2 separate regions of the Homo sapiens genome follow, and region 2 is linked to region 1. Evidence: chromatin loops called from intact Hi-C (ENCODE). Cell type or tissue: Calu3. All regions are shown on one strand.

Evidence for each region. Hi-C counts contacts between places; a loop is a spot of excess contacts. Peaks named below come from ENCODE experiments on the same cell type or tissue, not always from the same donor. Only the 100,000 strongest peaks of a DNase experiment are listed, where the experiment ranks them.
Region 2: it touches region 1 in a loop (2.8-fold over the local background); 1 of 110 quality-filtered maps calls a loop at or near these places.

The regions. Positions count from the first base shown.
Region 1 is chr7:103,859,405-103,864,404 of GRCh38, forward strand. All of the region lies in intron 2 of RELN (reelin), which reads right to left. Among named protein-coding and RNA genes, the nearest start is that of RELN, 130 kb to the right of the region's middle. In Calu3, no CTCF peak of the experiment used is centred here; no DNase peak of the experiment used is centred here.
Region 2 is chr7:103,911,914-103,916,913 of GRCh38, forward strand. All of the region lies in intron 2 of RELN (reelin), which reads right to left. Among named protein-coding and RNA genes, the nearest start is that of RELN, 75 kb to the right of the region's middle. In Calu3, no CTCF peak of the experiment used is centred here; DNase peaks (open chromatin) are centred at 2,888 and 4,238.

The DNA of each region.
Region 1 (5,000 bases):
TGCCTCAGCCTCCTGAGTAGCTGGGACTACAGGCACCCACCACCACGCCTGGCTAATTTTTTGTATTTTTAGTAGAGACAGGGTTTCACTGTGTTAGCCAGGATGGTCTCGATCTCCTGACCTCGTGATCCGCCCACTTTGACCTCCCAAAGTGCTGGGATTATAGGCGTGAGCCACGGCACCCGGCCAAAGGTTTCATATTTAATCTTACGAAGATTTGATTAAAGATAATATAAATAGAATATTAATTGGGTTTTTAACAACATGGCACACACTATATCCAATTTCATTGCATTCCCCATAGTGAAACAACTTTATGGCACTTGAACTTTTCTTCACAAATTATAGAGTTCCAAGCCTAACTTTGTTTTCATATCAAATGTTTAGCAAGTTTTTAAAAATGTGAGTAAGTGGAGCATAGAACACAGTAAGAAAGGTTTCAAGATTTGTTTGGCTATCACTGAGATTACACAGATAAAAGAAGATATCCAATGTAAGACACCAAGATGACTTCATTAAAAAAACATGTTCACAATGACAACAATTAACATTCCTCAAATCCCCATGAACAAAATATCAACCCTATGTAAGTAAACCATTAAGCTCTATCCTCTAAAGGCATGTAGTACAATTACTTCTTTTATTGGCGTTAAACATGCGAGCTTAGCCACAATAAATTAAATCAGTCATACGTTGTTCATTATATCACAAATATCAATGGAAATTCTTAATATTCCCAGATGTTTCTATCAATAGAAGTTGGTAATTAATGATGACAAAACAAAAATCCAAAATAACTTTATACTCAACTCTCAAAACACTTAATATTCATCATATCATGAATTCTGTGAGGCAAATATTTTAACACTTTTTTACTATATTCCCTAAGGGATTAAGGTATTAAGTTTTTGTTTTAATTATAATATGTAGCAAGCCAATTATTATATGGAATAAGGCAGTAAATGAGATCACGCTGCTTTATTGTTCCTTTGATAGTACTGAAACCTGAATGTTTAGATGCAGAAAAATGTGTAATGAGGACTTGTTGAAGAACTCTCTCAAGTGAGGAGGTAGTTTCATTAGGCTAAAAATAATAATAAAATTAGAACTACGTTTATTGATGCTTACTATATAACTTGGATTTTAAAAAAATCCTCACTGCAACTCTGTGAAATAGCAGCAGCAGTATGGCAGACGTGGCTTATATTGGCTAGAGAAAGCTGATTGTACACATCTCTTCCCAAGATCCACCTGTCTCGGCCTCCCAAAGTGCTGGGATTACAGGCATGAGCCACCGCACCCGGCCCCAATTATAATTCTAAAACAAAAATATCAAAAAGAGTTCTATGAGAAAAACTAAAACTTAGCAATGTATTATCATCATCATCATCATCATTAAAAAGATAAATGACTTGCTGACTTCTGGTCAACTTCCTCCAAGTAATCAACATAACTTTGCTATGAAAAGTTCATGACACCTTGAGGATAACTACCATGTTTTTAGCATTGTAAAATTTAATAACAGGAATATGTATATAAAATGCAAAAATAACAAATATAACAAAAATAACAACAAAAATCTTATATCCTAGTTGAGGACAAACAATATTAAAGCACAAGACAGAAGATAATTGCCAATTTACAAATGCTAAAGTAATGACAGAGTAGGATGTATTCTCTTCTCCTTGCATAAAGTGAGGAGGGACTTTTAAAATAATAGTTTCTTTTTTTCTGATATACACAGTTATTATCATTGAAGGTACTAAGATTCCTAGAAGTTGGTGTTAAACTACACTTTCAATTCTCTGTGAAATCTTATCTCAAGCAACTACAAATATTATTCAAGTTTTTTAAAAAAATAATTGTCTCAAATCCCTGGTATACTAATAGGCTCTTGGGGTTCAAAATGAGGAAAGAATGCAACATACTACAAATTATTGCATTATTATCAGTTTGGGGATGGGAAGGGAAGAGGTGGGACTTCAAAAAGCCTAAAGGTTGGCAGAGCCTATGCTATGAATCACAATATTTGGAAATAGGTAAATTTTAGGTGTCTCAGTAATAGGTATATTTTAGAGAGTGGCACGCTGCCTGACTATATACTAGGTAACATGTAGTTGCTGCAGTAAGGCTGGCCATTTTGAATCAGGGAAACTCCTGCTCACCAAAAGGAAAAACCTGTTTACATTCCAAAGCAAAAAGAGAAGTTCCACATACAGGAAGTTGCCAACAGTGTCACATATTGCGAAGAGACCCAGAAAGGTGAGAAATCAAAAATAGGTCATTGGATTTGGCTCATAGAATGTCACTGTTGACTTTTATGAAAGTAAAATCAATAGTATGATGGACAAAAGAAAGCTTTATAATAAGTTATGAAGTGGGGAGTAGAAGATGAGGAAGTGAAATTACTAAGTGTAGTATTTTTACATAAAGTTTGGTGATGAAGGAAAGCTGGGAGGCATGATGATAGTCTTAAGGCAATGTAAGATCAACTACAGGGTTTATTTTTTGGTTTTGGTCTTTGGAGGATGTTTGTAAGCTAAAAAGAAGCAGAAGAGAGGAAGAAATTAAAAATAAAAACATAGAAGTATGCAAAAATAAGGTGAAGCTTTGCCAGTGGAGGGCTTATGAATGAATTTGGTGGCTGCCCATCAGTTACAGCTCACTGTGGTCATAACTCCAACCTCTCTTGGATAAGGTCAAGATGTAGGAAATCCGAGGAGAGTGAAATAAAACAAGTATAAATTTTCTAATTAAAGAAGGAAAAAGCTAAGATTATTCAGGTAGTACAGAATGGCTGACCTTTCAGTATATGGATCTGAAAGTGCTTGACTGCCAGTAAAGTTGAAATATTGCAGCATTATCTGAGTATTTGTATGTGATTGCAGTTGATAGATGTTCATAGTCTTCAGGTGGATAAAAGGCAGCTGTAGCTGAAAATTAATTTGTAATTTTGGTATTGGCCATCCTATTATAGAACTAGTCTCTTCCATTTATGCTTTTGTTCTATCTATCTATCTATCTATCTATCTATCTATCTATCTATCTATCTATCTATCTATCTTCTCAATCTTTCTCCCTCTCTGGCTGTCTCACCCCATGTTCTTCCCACCCCTGTCTCTCTGTTCCTTTCACTCTCATGCCTCTTTATCTTATTTTTTCCCCATTTCTCTTTTAGTGTTTTCACCTTTCAGGTTCTCTGATGGTTCCCACTCGTATCTCCAGTGCATGTCATATGATGGGTCTTCATTACATTTCTACTGAAATAAAAAAATTTAATTTCATGCCACAAAGTCTTCTCTAAAGTCAAATGTATTGAAACAGAAAGCTGAGAAAGAACAGAAATCTAAGCCTTGGATGTCCATTGGCAGCCAGGACACTGTCTTCCAGCAGTTGGGTGACAGGAGCAGATGGTCTAAAGGTTGGTAAAAACACTTGATTTGTTGCAAAATAGGCAGGAAATCAGAGAATGGACGTGGCTGTTCTCTCGGTAGAAGAATGTAAGGATTACTTAGGGAGAGCCACATATTGAAGAGTGACCATCTATTCAAGTTCATCTCAACAGTTACTGGGGGTCAGAATGTCCAACAGGCTAGGCAGCTAGAGCGCTGAAACAGGCCAAACACCAAGAGGGCAAAAGGAAGAAAAGCTTTAAGAACTCAGTCATCTACTATTAAGACAATAAAGCTCATCAAGAGAGACTGAAACGAATAAGCAACAATGTGCGCCACCAGCAATGATCAGCTTGGCAACTCTGATAAAAAGAGGTGGATCATTTTGAGTGAAGGTGTCAAGATGCTTATGAATCTAAAAGAGACATGACGCATAAAAGCAAGAGGAATAATTATAATCATTATAGTATCTTCAAAAGACATTTTTGACACATGAACCATATGAAAGAATCATAGAATGTTAGAGCTGGAAAGGGCCCTGGAAGCATCTGACCTAATCTCCACCTTTTACAGGTAAGGAAATTAAGGCCCAGAAACATGAAGTGATTTGTCCAAGGACACAGAGGTCATTAGTGAGAGAGAACAAACTGGAATGCAGGTCTCCAAGGCCCAGGCTGCTATTCCAAAAATCCTGTATCCCTGCAATGGGAGTAGTTTTTTAAACAGCCTCACATCAGTTTTCTTAACCACATCTTCACATCAGTTTTCTTAACCACATCTTCACAGGACACTAACCCTTAGAGCTTTGAGGAAGAATTTTATAAAAAGCTTTGGAATGGGGCTGAAAGAGAGGGCATCCAAAGGACCCCAGGTGCATTCAGGACATTTCCTAACCTAAATCTCCTCTGAGATTAGTAAAATGGACATTATTAGCCCCATTCTACAGATGAGGAAGTTTCACTCCAAGACCATACGATGGAATAACATCTTAAATTTCACATGAGATAAATCCTTTGCAATCAATTTTTTTTTTTTTAGAAAAAAATCCTCTAAGTTTTGCAGCACTGGAAGAAATCACTGTTTTGTTGGCTGAGCACCAGATTAGGTAGCAGGCTTTCAGGAAGATGACATGTTGCACAAAACAAATGGACTTTAAATAATACACTTTAAACAATAAAGTTACACCCAGCCTGGGGATGCTCACACTACTGGAGCCATGTGAGAACTCAGACAAACTGAAGGAACAGCAGATTCACATCTTGCTTTTCAACTTCACTCAGAAGTGTGTGCTCTCTAGATGGGCAGGTAGATAGGATCACTCACATCATTTACTTTTTACTCTTCTGTCTCTGTCAACCGTAATTGAAATCTCATAACTTAAACACACCTATAATGCAACTTTAAGCGACTAGCCCAAGTTCACACAGCTAGTGTCATCTCAGACCTACATGTATGTGGTATCTTGAAAAAGTTAATAACTGTTTTTTTTAATTGTAGTAAGAACACTTAATACGAGGTCCACCCTCTTTAACAAAATTTTAAGTGCCCAGTGCAGTGCTGTTAACTGCAAGTTGTACAATGCTGTGCAGCACACCTCTAGAAGTTACT
Region 2 (5,000 bases), 53 kb after region 1:
TTAGTGGGTGCAGCGCACCAGCATGGCACATGTATACATATGTAACTAACCTGCACAATGTGCACATGTACCCTAAAACTTAAAGTATAATTAAAAAAAAAATTTCCAATACTATATTTTAAAGATAGTGTTGAAAATACTAGTTTTATGTTAATTGCTTAATCTCTATTAAAAATATGACATGAATAGCTGAATGTTTAAGAGAAAAAATTACAAAGAAAAAATTCCTACACCTGTTCACTACATTCCCCCCCAACTTGGATTTAATCAAATTTTGTCACTTTAAGCTTTTTTTTTTTTGAGACAGAGTCTTGCACTGTTGCCCAGGCTGGAGTGCAATGGTGTGATCTCGGCTCACTGCAAACCTCCACCTCCCGGGTCAAGTGATTCTCCTGCAAGTACGTGGGATTACAGGTACCTGCCACCATGCCTGGCTAATTTTTTGTATTTTTAGTAGAGATGGGGTTTGACTATGTTGGCCAGGCTGGTCTTGAACTCCTGACCTTGTGATCTGCCCCACTTGGCCTCCCAAAGTGCTGGGATTACAGGCGTGACCCACTGTGCCCAGCCTTTTAAGCATTTTTTAACTTAAATGATTGTATTTAGAATTCCTAATTATTACAGAACAAAGAAATGAAACACATAGAAAATTACAAGAGTTTAAGTAAAAAAGTGCTATAATGGCTGATGTATTAGCTGAGCAAGATTATCTAGGAAGTACAAAGACCTTAATTTATGGAAGGTCTAACAATTTGAAATTTGGCTGCATTCATCAGACCTGCAAACCTGATTCTCAGGTTTCAGAGCCAGAATATAAAAAATTGGGTAAAATCTCTATCTTTTATAACCAGAATTCTAAATCTTGAGTAAATGCATTTCAGCCCTGGAAAAGGAACAATTTTGTATGAAAGGATATTCAAATAATCCTTCATTGAGCGACCACAATGAGCCTTGAAGATTTACATGATTGAGCTGGAATTCAAAGTCAAAGACAAGAGAGAATCATTTTTTTTTCTGGGATGCACAAAGAGATATCCATAATTAAACATCACACTTCCCAAGGGCAGCATGTTTTCTTATATTGACAAGTAAAATGAGGTATTTCAAATCAGGCATTGCTGGCTTACAGTCATCTTTTGCATAGCTATTGTCTTAACGTATTTCTGGCTATTAGGCATTTGTCTATTTTTGGTCAGTGAGGCATGCATGCTAAAGAATTCTGGCTTTGCATAAAAAGCTGTAGTAATGTTAGTGGAACTACATTTCTACAGCAATATCTTAAGTATAATTATGGACATTTTGGCTAGTCATACACACATTTTACATTCAAAGAAGAGTAGCTGTAACTTTAGTGTAATTAGTACAATTAAAATAACTACTACAAGTAGGAAAAAAACTTTCAGAAGTACCTATTTAGACTTACTAAATGCTTTACTCTGCCTTATTTGTCACAGCTAGTTAAACATATTGCACATTAATCCTGTGATATGTTGGGGAAATGCCAAATAAACCACATTTGCTTAACATTCCATCAAAAAAGTCAGAGACTAATGATAGATTATGTATTCAATAACTCTTTTGTTCTAGGTCAAAAAGTGCCACATTACTTTAGCCTGACCCTACCATAACTACTAACTACCAGAAAGCAGCAATATGTAGAAATTATGCCTTCTATAATTTTCCTCTACTTTCCTACCCTAATCAAATTAAATGTTTAATTTTGTTTTTAACTTGTAAAGAATATGTTAAACTTAGATCAAATACCCCAAAAATTAATGTGCTTTTTTTCAAAAGTGGCCATTTTATTTAAAAAGACATTTTACCTCCTGCTTTCCATTCTAAACATTATTCATGAAAATTAACTTTGTTATATAATATCCAGGCATATTATCAAATTTTACTTTTAAAGTTATTTACTACTGTCACATAAATACACATAATATTATTTGGATATTATCAGAACTTAATAAAATATCTCACCTACCTATACATCCATATAAAACATATGTCCTATAAAAATGCAAAGGATCTAGTGTAAGACCTGAGCTATGGAAGTCGCTGATGGGCTCTGCCCAAGCTCAAAAGTGTCTTTGGACCATTAAACCAATGATACAGGGTTGCCTGTGAGAGGAAGGCTAGGTGCAATTCAGGCTAATCAAAATATATTCTAATTCAAGTACAAATCGACTTTTTACAGCTTTCAAAGTTACCATAGGAAATGTCTTGAAGACCAGGTCTCTTAAATAATTTGTAACAATTTTATTCTTTGTTTGTTTGTCTTACTAGCTAAAATCTGAGGCAATATGATATATGCATTTTATATGTTCTCTCAAAATGTGCTTACAACACACTTAGGAATGATCTTTAATGATTTTCCTTATGTAAAGGAACTGACAAATGACAGTTTGTCAGTTCTGACAAACTGACAAACCATCAAATGATGGTTCCCCGCAATGACAAATGATAGTTCCTTAATTCAGCCAAGTCTCCTCAAGTCATCTCAACCTATATATCCCAGATTAATTACATTTCAGAACTGGTTTTTTCTTTTTTTGCTCCCCCTATAGGAAGTGTATATAAGCCCTGGACTAAGGAAATGGTCTGCTTCAGTTTCCAAGATTATAATCTGGAAAAGCTAATTTTATCGAGTGTTTTTTTATGTGCTAATGGCTTTACATAAATCACTTCCTCCTTTAATTATCAGGGCTACCCAGCATCTTATGAAGAAGGTAACCTTATCATCATCATGTCATATATGAGAAAATTAAGCTTAGAGAGGTTAAACGACTTGGCTGAGGCACATAACTAAGAGATGAATACTGCATCTACAAGCAGGTCAATGTGACTCACAGCCTGAACTCTTATCCCCCCACATCTGGCTCCTTCTTGTTGCCGATGCCCGCCTGTACTTTGGACACCTTACACGCCTTGCCATATCAGAATTTTTAACCACAGAACAATCTTTCTGAACCCCCTACTGGGCTCTCCAGTGTTTTCTCCATACTGACCTCAGAGTGATCTCTTTAAAATGAAAGGTTTGTGGAATCACTCCTCAGCCTAAAACACTCAATGCCTTTCCTTTCACTTAGGATAAAGGCCCCAAACTTACAATATCCTGAATGGTCTGGCTCTAGTCTCCTATCTAGCCGTATCCCCTTCCCTCTTGATTCCAAGTCCAGCCACTCCAAGGTTTTCTTTCAGTTCCTAGAACATAGCCAGCCTCTTCCCACCTGTGGCCTTTGCACCTGCTGTTCTTTCCTTTGGGTATGCTGTGCCCCACCATCCACAGACCTTTAGTTAATAATCTCTACTCCTTCATAGCTCTACTCAAATACCATTTCCTCAGGAACACCTTTCCAAATTACACCACACTTTACTCAAGACTGGATCTAGTTTCTCTGTCATACCCTTTCCCAGCACTCAGTACACTTCTTTGCCAGCCCCTAGCAAGGTTTGCTATGACATATTTACATGACCATTTAATCAACATCTGTCTTTCCAATAGAATAGAAGTCCTCACACTTTAACATGGATCAACATCACCTGGAGTGTTGATTTCAAAAAATGATCACAGGATCCCACCACTAGAATTTCTGATTCACTGTGTTTGAAGTCTACAATTCTGCAGTTACTGCTTTCCAGGTGATGCTGATGGCTGGATTGGGCACTGATCCAGTACAGTGGTTCTCAATCCTGGATAAACATTAGAACCACCTAGACAGCTTTAAAAAATCACCAATGCTCAGGCCCTCACCCCCAGAGGTTTTAATTGGACTAGGCTGGATCCTAGAAGGTCTTATTCCAAATATTGCATACTTATACTAAAAAAATTTTGTTTACCTAAAATTCAAATTTAACAAAGTGTCTGGTAGTTTTACTTGCTGAATCTGACAACTCTACTTATGAATCCTGCTGTAACAAAACAGGTGGTATGTAATATACTTATGTACTTATATACATATGACTATGACCTGACCCTTCCTCTCTGCAGAGCAGAAAAAGGATGGGACTAAATAAGTGGAATTTGTAGATCTAAGAGGACATTTTTCCCCTGAGGTTTGGACCTTAGAAGTAGTTACCAACAGACTGTGAAATCTAACCTGGGATCTTTTTAAAATACAGCAAATTCTCAAATGTGAAATCATTTAAAATGATGACTGAATGACTTCGAGGTTTCCTTAAGCTGTGGGCTGTGGACCTCATCTTGGGCAAGCAGTGACAATGCAGCATCAACACTGTTGCTCTGACATCAGCCAATGACTCATCTGGGCAGGGCTACTGCTGGGACTTGACACTTCATATATCAAAAGGAGGTAGAAAATTTATTTATTTGACAAACATCATAGAAAAAAATAAAATGTTGAACACATAACTTTGTGTCTGATAATGCAATTCTATCCTTCTCACATCTATAGATGAAGTCCTGTGTAATCTTTCAATTTTGGAGTAAGATCAGTAATTTCATATCCTACATAAACTGATATATTAAGTTTGCATTTTTGATGCTGTGAAGGATCTACTTAATCCCAGCCTGGCATGTTTAACAGCATTATGGGTAAACTAGAGATTCCTAAGTTGAGACTCCTCTGAGATTAATGGACATCACGTGGTCTTCTGTTTTAAGGCCTCTGATTTAAGGACAGGTCTCTGATTTAAGGACATTCAAATATTTTAAGTATTAAATAGGATTCTTCTAAGAATACTCATAGAACTCAATAATTTTATCAAATATTGCTATCTTCTGCTTTATACAATGTTCAGTTGCCAGATTTAACACGACACTTTTCATTAACCATAATATTTTAAGAACTGTTTATGAGAACAGATTACTGAATGATTGCGTGGACATCAGAGCAAATTCCAGCCACTTAAGTAACAGAATATGGAAATTTACATGAACCCCAGAGGACCAAGTATAATTGCGGCAGTGGAGGGAGAGAATGAAAGAAAGTTCATCATGCCAAGATCAAGGTTAGCTGCACATTTACATGACTTATTTC